Linked DNA regions of Homo sapiens: region 2 is linked to region 1. A link is an interaction called in ENCODE POLR2A ChIA-PET data of the cell type or tissue named here. Cell type or tissue: GM12878. All regions are shown on one strand. Each heading gives the region's core, and the rest is flanking DNA. Links, peaks and the distances in the headings are about the cores only.

Region 1 (5,397 bases), core at 108-5,107:
AGCGATCCTCCCACCTTGGCCTCCCAAAATGTTGGGATTACAGGCATGAGCCACTGTGCCCAGCAAGATTTTTAAAATATTTCCATTATAGATAACAAACTAACTGATGTCAAATTGCTTAAAACTTTCTAAATGCTTACTCTCAATTTCTGTACTTGCCTGTTATGTATCAGTAACAAACAGTTGGAGGACCTTTGTTCTAATCTAGAGACTAATAGAAGGCCATTGTAGCAAGAAGGGGTGTTCTGAGTCTTATATTATTTTTCTTAGAGTAGATATTCTCGGCCTTTGGTAAAACTTAATTATAGTTTTCATTTGCTGTATTTGAGATTCAGTGAGACGGTTTTTTCCTCATGTTAGTGAATGGAGACATAACGTTCAACCAATATAAAGGGACTTTAAGCAGGCAATTTGCAGATGTTCCCATTATCTCCCCATGTGGATATGGAAAGGCTTGTTTAAGGACAGCAGTCTTAGTTTATGTCTTATTTGTTCACCTGTTACTGAAAAACCATTGTGGGGGCCTGGGTTCCTATGTCTATTTTCTGATTACTCCAATGTTGTCCCACGAAAGGAACTATTTAAGAGCCTTATATATTCAGCAGCTATAGCTCAAATCCATTGTGATAAAGGTGACCCGTCCCATATATGTTTATAGTAATATTCTTTCTATATGGTTTATAAATGTACATATATGTCTGCATATGATATGTCTCTATATCAATCTAAATACGTCTTTTTCACTTATTTCTACATATTGTTGAATTGCTTAATGACTTTTTATGGAAACTTGGAGCTAGAAGTGGTGTGAAGGTCATATGGTCCAGCCCTCTTTTTAATATAGAGGCTGGCAAACTAGGGCTGTCTGGTCTGACACCTGTTTTTGTAAGTAAAGTTTTGTTAGACCACGGACATACCTATTTGTTTACATATTGTCTATGGCTGCTTTCTCACTACAATAGTATATTAGGGTAGTTGCCCTGGAGATCTTATGGCCTGCAGAGCCAAAAATATTTACTCTCTGGCCTTTTACAGAAAAGTTTACTGACTTCTTATATAGAGAGGCCTGGCAACTTCTACCTGAATTCATTCAGTGACAGTATTTCACTCTCTCTCAAAGCATTCAGCTTATAGTTAGTTTCTATTTATCTTGAGCAAAACTTTTTTAAGAAACCTTCCTTGTACACATGATAGACTTTTAGGAATTTGAAAACAATTTTTTTTTTATGGTCCTTTTGTGCTTTTAATAACCATAATATTGATTTCACAAAATTTTATCCTCTCCTTAAAAAGTTGGTAAGAACGTACCCTCTAAAAATGGTAGCCCTTTAAAATATGCCTTACATAGTATAAAAGAATTATCCAACTCTTCAGGTGTCTCTCTTTCCCCCTTTTTCTTTTTTTTTTTTTTTTTATTATACTCTAAGTTTTAGGGTACATGTGCACATTGTGCAGGTTAGTTACATATGTATACATGTGCCATGCTGGTGCGCTGCACCCACTAACGTGTCATCTAGCATTAGGTATATCTCCCAATGCTATCCCTCCCCCCTCCCCCGACCCCACCACAGTCCCCAGAGTGTGATAAAAACAATTTTTATACTTCTTATCTCTTTCTAGTAGTCTACATCCCATTCCCAGTCTTTCCAATCATAAAAATTTGTAGTTTATTTAGTTCACACTTGAACGTCCTATGAAACTGTTTTAAACCTTTTACCTATCTTGTTTCTTGTCATTATTCTTAAGCCATTGATACAGAAATCAGAACCAAATTTAATATTGTTGTGGGTATGAGACAGTTTCTGTCATGTTTTAATTTTTTCCTTAAAGTTTTACTATGTACTTCATATATACTGGGCACTCAACTGTGTTATTATTACTTTAAATATGTGCTAAGTGGCATTATTTTTTAAACAGTGATATCACATTAAAGGTTCTTAATGAGCTCAAACTCAAAAACCACTACGTCTTTTTACATATCTTGCTATTAAATCAGATCTTCACCATCCTACGCTGAACCCATGGCAGGACTTTTTACTCCTTTGAGATTCTATTGTATTAGGTTTATTCCACTGTGTCAGTATGTTGAGAAGTTTTAGCATCTTGATTCTGTTATTTAAATATTTACTGTTCTTCATAGCTCTTTGTCATGTGAGAATTTGATAGCAATGAGTTACTCGATCAACATCTTGCTATGTTTGTGTGGTCGTTATTGAATCCAAGTGAAATTGTTCTGGGAATTTTTCTTAGAGTTTATGGTAGATTGAATTATTGCTCAGCAAATATTCATTCCCCACCCTTTCTCTTGAGGTGAACTATACATACATCCCTGTCTTACTGATTTTAGACTTGGTCATACGGCTTGCTTGGACTAGTAGAATGGAGATGGAATTGACTGTAAAGCCATTTCTAAAATGAGGCTTTAAGAGGCATGGCAAGTTATTTCCAGCTTTTTCGTACTTCCGGCACTTACTGTAAGAAGAACTTGCCCCAGGTAACTACTTCAGATGGGGTCCCAGAATGAAAGATATGTGAAGGATACCTGAACTTGACCCTGCAACCTGAAGCAGAGATGCTCTAGCCAACCTGCAGATTCATGAGCAGAAGTTAGCATTTATTGTTTTAATCCATTTCCACTTTTTGAGTTGTTACAGAGTATTGATTCAGCAATAGCTGGTCCATACACAGCTAACCAAGCCATTCTGTTTTGCAGGAATTATCTCTGAAATGCCTAGTACCTGTAAATAACAAGCCAGTACTAGACTATCATGAACCTTGGCTTAAGGGAGATCAGAGGTAACTTTTGGGTCCCATATGTGTGTCGGTACATGGCATGAGCTGAGGGATGCCGCTGAAGAAAGGAACTACAGTTGGCTAAACAGGATATACAGAAATATCCTGCTGCTCTAGCTATGCCTCAAATGCTTTGGGTCAGATTTTTACTTTTTGCAGTTTGATATGCTAACATTGTCAAGTTTTTCTATTACTTTCTGTTCTGTTTTCTTGTTCCTCCTGTATTTTTTTTTTAACTTCCTGCCTTTTTAGAAATAACTCATGTTTTCACAGTATGTACTACTTAAAGAAACAATATAGAATAAGACCATTAGAGTTCTAATTATGGCTCCACCATTTGTTAACATAATCACTCTACATAAATTACTTAAGCCATTTCCCCCTCTGCATATTGGGATTAATAAATAACTCACAGTTGTTGCTAAGCTTAAATGAGATAACAAAGTCATTAGCTCACCATCATTTGTATATACAGTCATTAGCAAATATTTACTGAGTAAATTCTGAGGGATACAGTGCTTTGCACATTATAAAAAAGTCAATACATTTTATAGCATTTTGATAGTCCTAGACCTAGAAAGTACTTGTTGGGGTCACATTGATGCCAAATGAAAGGAAAAGAGAAGGGGGTTCTAATCCCATTTCTGAAAGAAAGAGCATAAATATTTGCCGTTAGAAATCATGGAACAGTTTTTAGATGTGTTTTATGTTATTTGATAGGTTAATACTTTATTTCAGGATTTCTTTTTGCATTATCCTTGGCAGTGGCTAGGTACTGTCAATGACCAGTATTTTTTGTTCTATCTGGGGATGTGAATCCAAAACAAAGGATAGAATTGCTTGTGCTCTGTTTTTCTCTCAGTTAATTTTTTCAAAATATAATCCCAAGTACAAATCATGCTTTTGAGTATTATAGGGGATCATATTTTTTTCTTATAACCTTGAATAAGATGCAGTAAAAACAGTGAAGCTGACCACTTTTCTTCCCTATCATTTAGGTATGTAGCTTCTACCAGATATTTTGACATCCTGTTTCATAAGAATCTTTTTCTTTAATTAAAAAAAAAATGGTAGTTTTAACAATTCAAATAATATGGGTGGTACATGAAATATTTGCCTTTTTTTTTCAAATTTACAGTCATGTTTGGTATAAATCTTTTCCTTTTATGTGTACTCATTTAATATGTAGTTTTTCCTTTATAAAAAAGTAGAATTATATTCACATTTATTCTGCATCTTGTCTTTTATATTTAATAGTATTTTTTATCATTGATAAAAATATCATTGATATTTTCCCAAAGTGAATACAGAAAGACCTCATTTTATTGACAGCATCATAGTTCGTATTGTGGATATAAATTATTTAACATCCACATATTTTGATCTACATCCTATTGATTTAAGTTGTTTAAAGCAATACTGTGACTGGGCATGGTAGCTTACGATTGTAATCTCAAGATTTTGGGAGGCAGAGGTAGGAGGATCGTTTTTGGCCAGGAGTTCAAGACCAGCCTGGGCAACATGGTGAAATCCCTGTCTTAATCAATCAATCAATAAACAAACAAATACACATACTACAATAAATGTACTTATTTATCTTGTTATACTTGTGCTTTTATTTTAGCAGTTCTGAAAATGGCTTCCTTGTAAGCGAAGTCTATCTATATTTAAAATTTTAATAGATATTAGTAGGTAAAAACATTTTTAAAAACTTGATTACTAATAAAAATTTAAAATGCTACACCAATTTATATTTCTACCAATAATTTATAGTAATGTGGTGCATCCTATCTTACCAGGAGTGGATGCTGCCAGTCATTAAATTTTTGCCATCCTGGGCCAAAAATGATATCTAATTTTGTTTCCTTTCTATGAAAATTGGTATTCAGACATATTCCAATGTTTGTAGCTATTTACAATGCATTCTTGCTGTATTGGCCATTCATATCTTTTTTATTATTAATTGTTTTCTTTTTAAAATCAGTTCATAAGGCTTTTCAAAAATTCTTACAGAGGCTGGGGATGGTGGCTTGCACCTGTAATCCCAGTGCTTTGGGAGGCCAAGGTGGGAGAATTGCTTGAGCACAGGAATTCGATTGTAGCCTGGGCAAGATGGCAAGACCCCTGTCTTTACAAAACATTAAAAAATCAGCATGGCATCATGGTGTGTGTCTTTAGTCCCAGCTACTTCAGAGGCTGAGGCCACAGTATCCCTTGAGTCCAGTAATTCGAAGTGGCAGTGAGCTATGATCCTGCCACTGCACTTCAGCCTAGGTGACAAAATGAGACCCTGTCTCTAAAAAAAAAAAAAAAAAAATTACTGAAATTATTGTAGAAATATAAGCAAGAGATGTTTTTTGCTTTCCTTCCATTTTTTTTTCTTTTATTATTATACTTTAAGTTTTAGGGTACATGTGCACATTGTGCAGGTTAGTTACATATGTATACATGTGCCATGCTGGTGGCTGCACCCACTAACTCATCATCTAGCATTAGGTATATCTCCCAATGCTATCCCTCCCCGCTCCCCCCACCCCACAACAGTCCCCAGAGTGTGATGTTCCCCTTCCTGTGTCCATGTGATCTCATTGTTCAGTTCCCACC
Region 2 (5,397 bases), core at 270-5,269, 100 kb after region 1:
AATTATTTCTAATGCAATGGTTTGGAGTAGATAGGTAGCATTTGCCTCATGAAGTTATTCAGAGACTCAGATAGCAGGGTAGTCCATCACTTTCTCTCATGGCCTGGCTAAACCTGTGTCATTGATTTATTTGAGTTCTAGCCAGTGGATAGGGGAAAGAGAGCATGGAGAAGACACACCTATTCTCTTAAGATCTAGTCCTTAAAGGAGCAAATGTTACTTCTGTTCACACTGAATTAGAGAGAATTAGTCACGTGGTCAATCTCACAGCAGGTATGGAGGCTAGGAAGTGTAGTCCCACAGCATGTGCCCAGGAAGAAAGGGATAACATTTGGCGGACAACAACAAATAGTTTCCACCGCAACTACTACCTGTGCTGCCTCTAAATATCTGAGAAGCCAAATGATAATGTGGGAGTTAAGTATTCTTATAAATGAAAAATTAAAATATCCTAAAAGAAATAAGGAAAAACTACAAATTCAGTTTTAAAAAGGGAAATACAAAAGACTACTAATCATACATCAGTAGCTGATTGTCAACAAAGGTACTAAAACAATTCAGTGGAGGAAAGAATAGTCTTTCAACAAATTGTACTGGCACAACTGAATATCCACATGCAAGAAGAATGAAGTTGGACCTCTACCTCACAGCATATATAAAAATTAATTCAAAATGAATCAAAGACTTAAGAGCTAAAACTATATAAAACTCTTTGAGGGAAAAAAAAAATGCAAGTCTATGTTAACTTAGAATAGGCAACAGTTTCTCAGATATCACCAAAAACACAAGCAACCAAAGAAAGAATAGACAAATTGCAGAAATAAAAACTTTTGTGTATCAAAGGAATCTATGGAGAAAGTGAAGACAACCCACAGAATGGGAGAAAATATTTGCAAATTACATATCTGAAAAGGATTTAATATTTAGAATATATAAAGAAGCTTTACAATTCAATAAAAACAAATAACCCAGTTTTTTTAAAAGGGCAAGGATTTTAATAGACTTTTTTCTCAAAGATGAGTAATACCTTTATTCATTAGGAATATGCAAATCAAAATCACAATGAAATACCACTTCACATCCGCTAGGATGACTAAAATTTTTAAAAACAGAAAATAACAAGTGTTGGTGAGGAGATGGAGAAATTGGGTGAGAATGTAAAATGGAACAGCCATTGTGGAAAAACAGTGATGTGAACATTAGCATTTGGTGGTTTCTCAAACTATCCAACAGAATTGTCATATGACCCCAAAACTCCACTCTTAGATTTATACCCAAGAGAACTGAAAACAAGTGTTCAAGCAAAAAGTTGTGTACACAAATGTTTGTAGCAGCATTATTCATAACAATCCAAAGGTGGAAACAACCCAAATGTCCATCAACTAGTGAATGGATAAACAAGATGTGGTAAACCCATACAGTGGAATATTATCAACCATAAAATTGAATGTAGTAATGATTTATGCTACAACATGGGTAGACCTTGAAAACATTGTGTTAAGTGAAAGAAGCCAGACACAAAAGCGTATATATTGTATGATTCCATTTCATTTGTCCAGAATAGGCAAATCCAGAAATGTAGAAAGTAGATTAGTGGTTGCCAGGCACAGGGGGAGAGGGCACTGACTACTTAATGGCTATAAAGTTTTCTTTTCTTTTCTTTTCTTTTCTTTTTCTTTCCTTTCTTTTCTTTTCTTTCTTTCTTTGAGATGGAGTTTTGCTCTTTGGTGCCCAGGCTAGAGTGCAGTGGCATGATCTCGGCTCACTGTAACCTCTGCCTCCAGGGTTCAAGTGATTCTCCTGTCTCAGCCTCCTGAGTAGCTGTGATTACAGGCACCCACCACCACGCCCAGCTAATTTTTGTGTTTTTAGTAGAGACAGGGTTTCACCATGTTGGTCAGGCTGGCCTTGAACTCCTGACCTCAGGTGATCTGCCCGCCATGGGCCTCCCAAAGTGCTGGGATTACAGGCGTGAGCCACCACGCCCGGCCAGGTTTCTTTTTGTGGTGATAAAAATGTTCTGGAATTAGGTAATGGTGATGGTTGCACAACTTTGTGAATATACTAAAAGCCACTGCATTGTATACTTTAAAATGATTAACTTAATGGTGTGTGACTAATATCTCAATAAAAAATAAGACTAGTGACTGTGAAAATCTAGCATCCCACCAGTAATCAAAGAAATGAAAATTATGCTGGGTGCTGTGGCTCATGCCTGTAATCCCAGCACTTTGGGAGGCCGAGGTGGGCAGATCACGAGGTCAGGAGATCCAGACCATCCTAGCTAACGTGGTGAAACCCCATCTCTACTAAAAATATAAAAAATTAGCCAGGCGTAGTGGCGGGCACCTGTAGTCCCAGCTACTCGGGAGACTGAGGCAGGAGAATGTTGTGAACCTGGGAGATGGAGCTTGCAGTGAGCCGAGATTGTGCCACTGCACTCCAGCCTGGGCGACAGAGCGAGACTGCCTCTCAAAAAAAAAAAAGAAATGAAAATTATGACAATGTTAATCTTAATTGTATCCATTAAAATGGTAAGTTAAAATTTTGTTAATACACTCATATTCTATTATTGATAATGTAAATTGATACAGTTGTTTTGGAGGACTTAATTGGTAATATGTATCAAATGCTTTAAAATAAACTATATTCTTTGTCTCAGAAATTATGTTGTAAGAATTTATTCTAAGGATATAATAAATATCTATTATGATATTTGTCTACATGCTTGATGATGACAATGAGATTAAAAATGGAAAGCAACTAAAATGTTGAAAAATGAAACATTCAGTAATTTTGAAGTAATTGAAATGTTTCATAATAAGCAGCCAATAATTTATGATATCCAGTGGCTGGGCACAGTGGCTCACGCTTGTAATCCCAGCATTTTGGGAGGCTGAGGTGGGTGGATTGCTTGAGTCCAGGAGTTCAAGACCAGCCTGGCCAACATGGCAAAACCCCATCTCTACTAAAAATACAAAAATTTGCCAGGTCTGGTGGCACATGCCTGTAATCCCAGCTACTCAGGAGGCTGAGACAGAAGAATTACTTGAAACCCAGAGGTGGAGGTTGCAGTGAGCCGAGATCGCACCACTGCACTCCAGCCTGGGTGACAGAGTGAGACTTTGTCTCAAAAAAACAAAACAAAACAGACAAACAAAAAATGTATGATACCCAAACGATGTCATAAAAATTATGTTGTATAAGATTATACCATTATAGTGCCATGAAAAATGTTAACACTGTATTAACTGATTAAAATGAGAATCATAAATAATATGTAAAATATAGTCTTGAATTTGTTTTTAAAGTCTGTTTTATAAGTTAATGTTCCCATATTTATGTGAGATTACCTGTGATTTTTGTTTTCTTTGGATTTTTCTGTATTTAATTTTCTTTATGAGAAAATTATGTTTTCAATATTTTTTTTAACTAATGATTTTATCACACTGTAATTTATAATCAGAAATCTATGAACTAACTTTTGGGAGATTTAAAGTAAGGGCTGTTCCAACAGAATGTGCTGGAGGATGGGAGTTCCTACACGTCCATTAGGACCAGCAATATAGTGGTGTGGCTATTAATCTTTCATTATAATATACCCATTTCTTGCTAGACTCAGTGACTCTGGTTGATTAGTTCATTGCTTAGAATAAGATCTTGTGGTCAATTCCTATGTGAGTCAAGTAAACACTGACTTTGGCTTTAGTTCTAGTCAGACAACTTGTAAGTGTGTATCACAAGTCAGAGGGGACACTACATGGGAGAGCATAAGTGGATTTTTGTAGATCAACCATTGTTGTGGGAAAACCTCTTCAGTTCTGCTCCTCTTGGCCAGATGTGGGCCTGAGTGTGAGTCTGGATAAGAAGAGTTCAAACTTCTCTTGTGACACACAGCATTTCTTACCCAGGGGAAGTTTAAATAAATTTGAACATAAAACCTAGGTCTTCCACTTGGTTTAAAGCCCTTAACTAAGAAATAAGATATATTGGAAAATGCTTCGTACCTACAGCATTGTTGTTAAGAGATGTTGGCCCCATGGGGCATGCAGCTGTTAAACCAGAGTGACTCCCAGACCCAGTGATGTGAGTCTCATTTTCTTGGACCTGAATCTCACCTGGGGCCTGGGAAAGCAGGCTGGGACACAAGGAGAATAGCTCTTGGGTAGCTGGGTGAGCTATTGCATAGATGGCTGCAAAGACTAGTCCCACAAAGAGGGGCACCTGGTGCTGCCTTGTTGGCAGGCAGTCATTTTTGTCCTACATCCTTGTGAGTAGTCTTGTGAATATGAATGTTTACTTAAGCTTGAAAAATTTCCCTAGGCATTATACTTAACATCTTGGGACTCAGTTTCCTGCTCTGTAAAATGAAAATGTTGTCTACCTTAAAGGTGGTTGTAAAAAGTAGAGTTACTGCACAAAGCTCCTAGAATATAATAGATATTCTGTAAATGGTAGCTATTACTCTGTTTATACCATCGTATTTTAAAGGTAAAATATGCTAGATACTTCCACAATACCTATTTTACAGACTTGCATTAGAGGATATTGGCAGGTATTGACATTTTGAGCATTGTAATTATTGACCATGTAATTGTCTAGTTTTTTTTAAATTATACTTTAAGTTTTAGGGTACGTGTGCACAACGTGCAGGTTAGTTACATATGTATACATGTGCCATGTTGGTGTGCTGCACCCAGTAACTCATCATTTAACATTAGGTATATCTCCAAATGCTATCCCTCCCCCCTCCCCCACCCCACAACAGGCCCTGGTGTGTGATGTTCCCCTTCCTATGTCCATGTGTTCTCATTGTTCAATTCCCACCTATGAGTGAGAACATGTGGTGTTTGGTTTTTTGTCCTTGCGATAGTCTGCTGAGAATGATGGTTTCCAGCTTCATCCATGTCCTTACAAAGGACATGAACTCATCATTTTTTATGGCTGCATAGTATTCCATGGTGTATATGTGCCACATTTTCTTAATCCAGTCTATCATTGTTGGACATTTGGGTTGGTTCCAAGTCTTTCCTATTTTGAATAGTGCCACAATAAACATATGTATGCATGTGTCTTTATAGCAGCATGATTTATAATCCTTTGAGTATATACTCGGTAATGGAATGGCTGGGTCAAATGGTATTTCTAGTTCTAGATCCCTGAGGAATCGCCACACTGACTTCCACAATGGTTGAACTAGTTTACAGTCCCACCAACAGTGTAAAAGTGTTCCTATTTCTCCACATCCCCTCCAGCACCAGTTGTTTCCTGACTTTCTAATGATCGCCATTCTAACTGGTGTGAGATGGTATCTCATTGTGGTTTTGATTTGCATTTCTCTGATGTCCATTGATGATGAGCATTTTTTCATGTATCGTTTGGCTGCATAAATGTCTT

Evidence for each region. Peaks named below come from ENCODE experiments on the same cell type or tissue, not always from the same donor. Only the 100,000 strongest peaks of a DNase experiment are listed, where the experiment ranks them.
Region 2: POLR2A ChIA-PET joins it to region 1 with 7 read pairs; 3 of 35 experiments call an interaction of 5 or more read pairs at or near these places.

What each region holds. Positions count from the first base shown.
Region 1 is chr11:73,045,702-73,051,098 of GRCh38, reverse strand. The region is part of intron 3 of FCHSD2 (FCH and double SH3 domains 2); the gene reads left to right. Among named protein-coding and RNA genes, the nearest start is that of FCHSD2, 94 kb to the left of the region's middle. In GM12878, for the core only: no CTCF peak of the experiment used is centred there; a DNase peak (open chromatin) is centred at 2,898; H3K4me3 peaks cover 1,711 bases; H3K27ac peaks cover 3,921 bases.
Region 2 is chr11:72,945,761-72,951,157 of GRCh38, reverse strand. All of the region lies in intron 8 of FCHSD2 (FCH and double SH3 domains 2), which reads left to right. Among named protein-coding and RNA genes, the nearest start is that of ATG16L2, 130 kb to the right of the region's middle. In GM12878, for the core only: no CTCF peak of the experiment used is centred there; no DNase peak of the experiment used is centred there.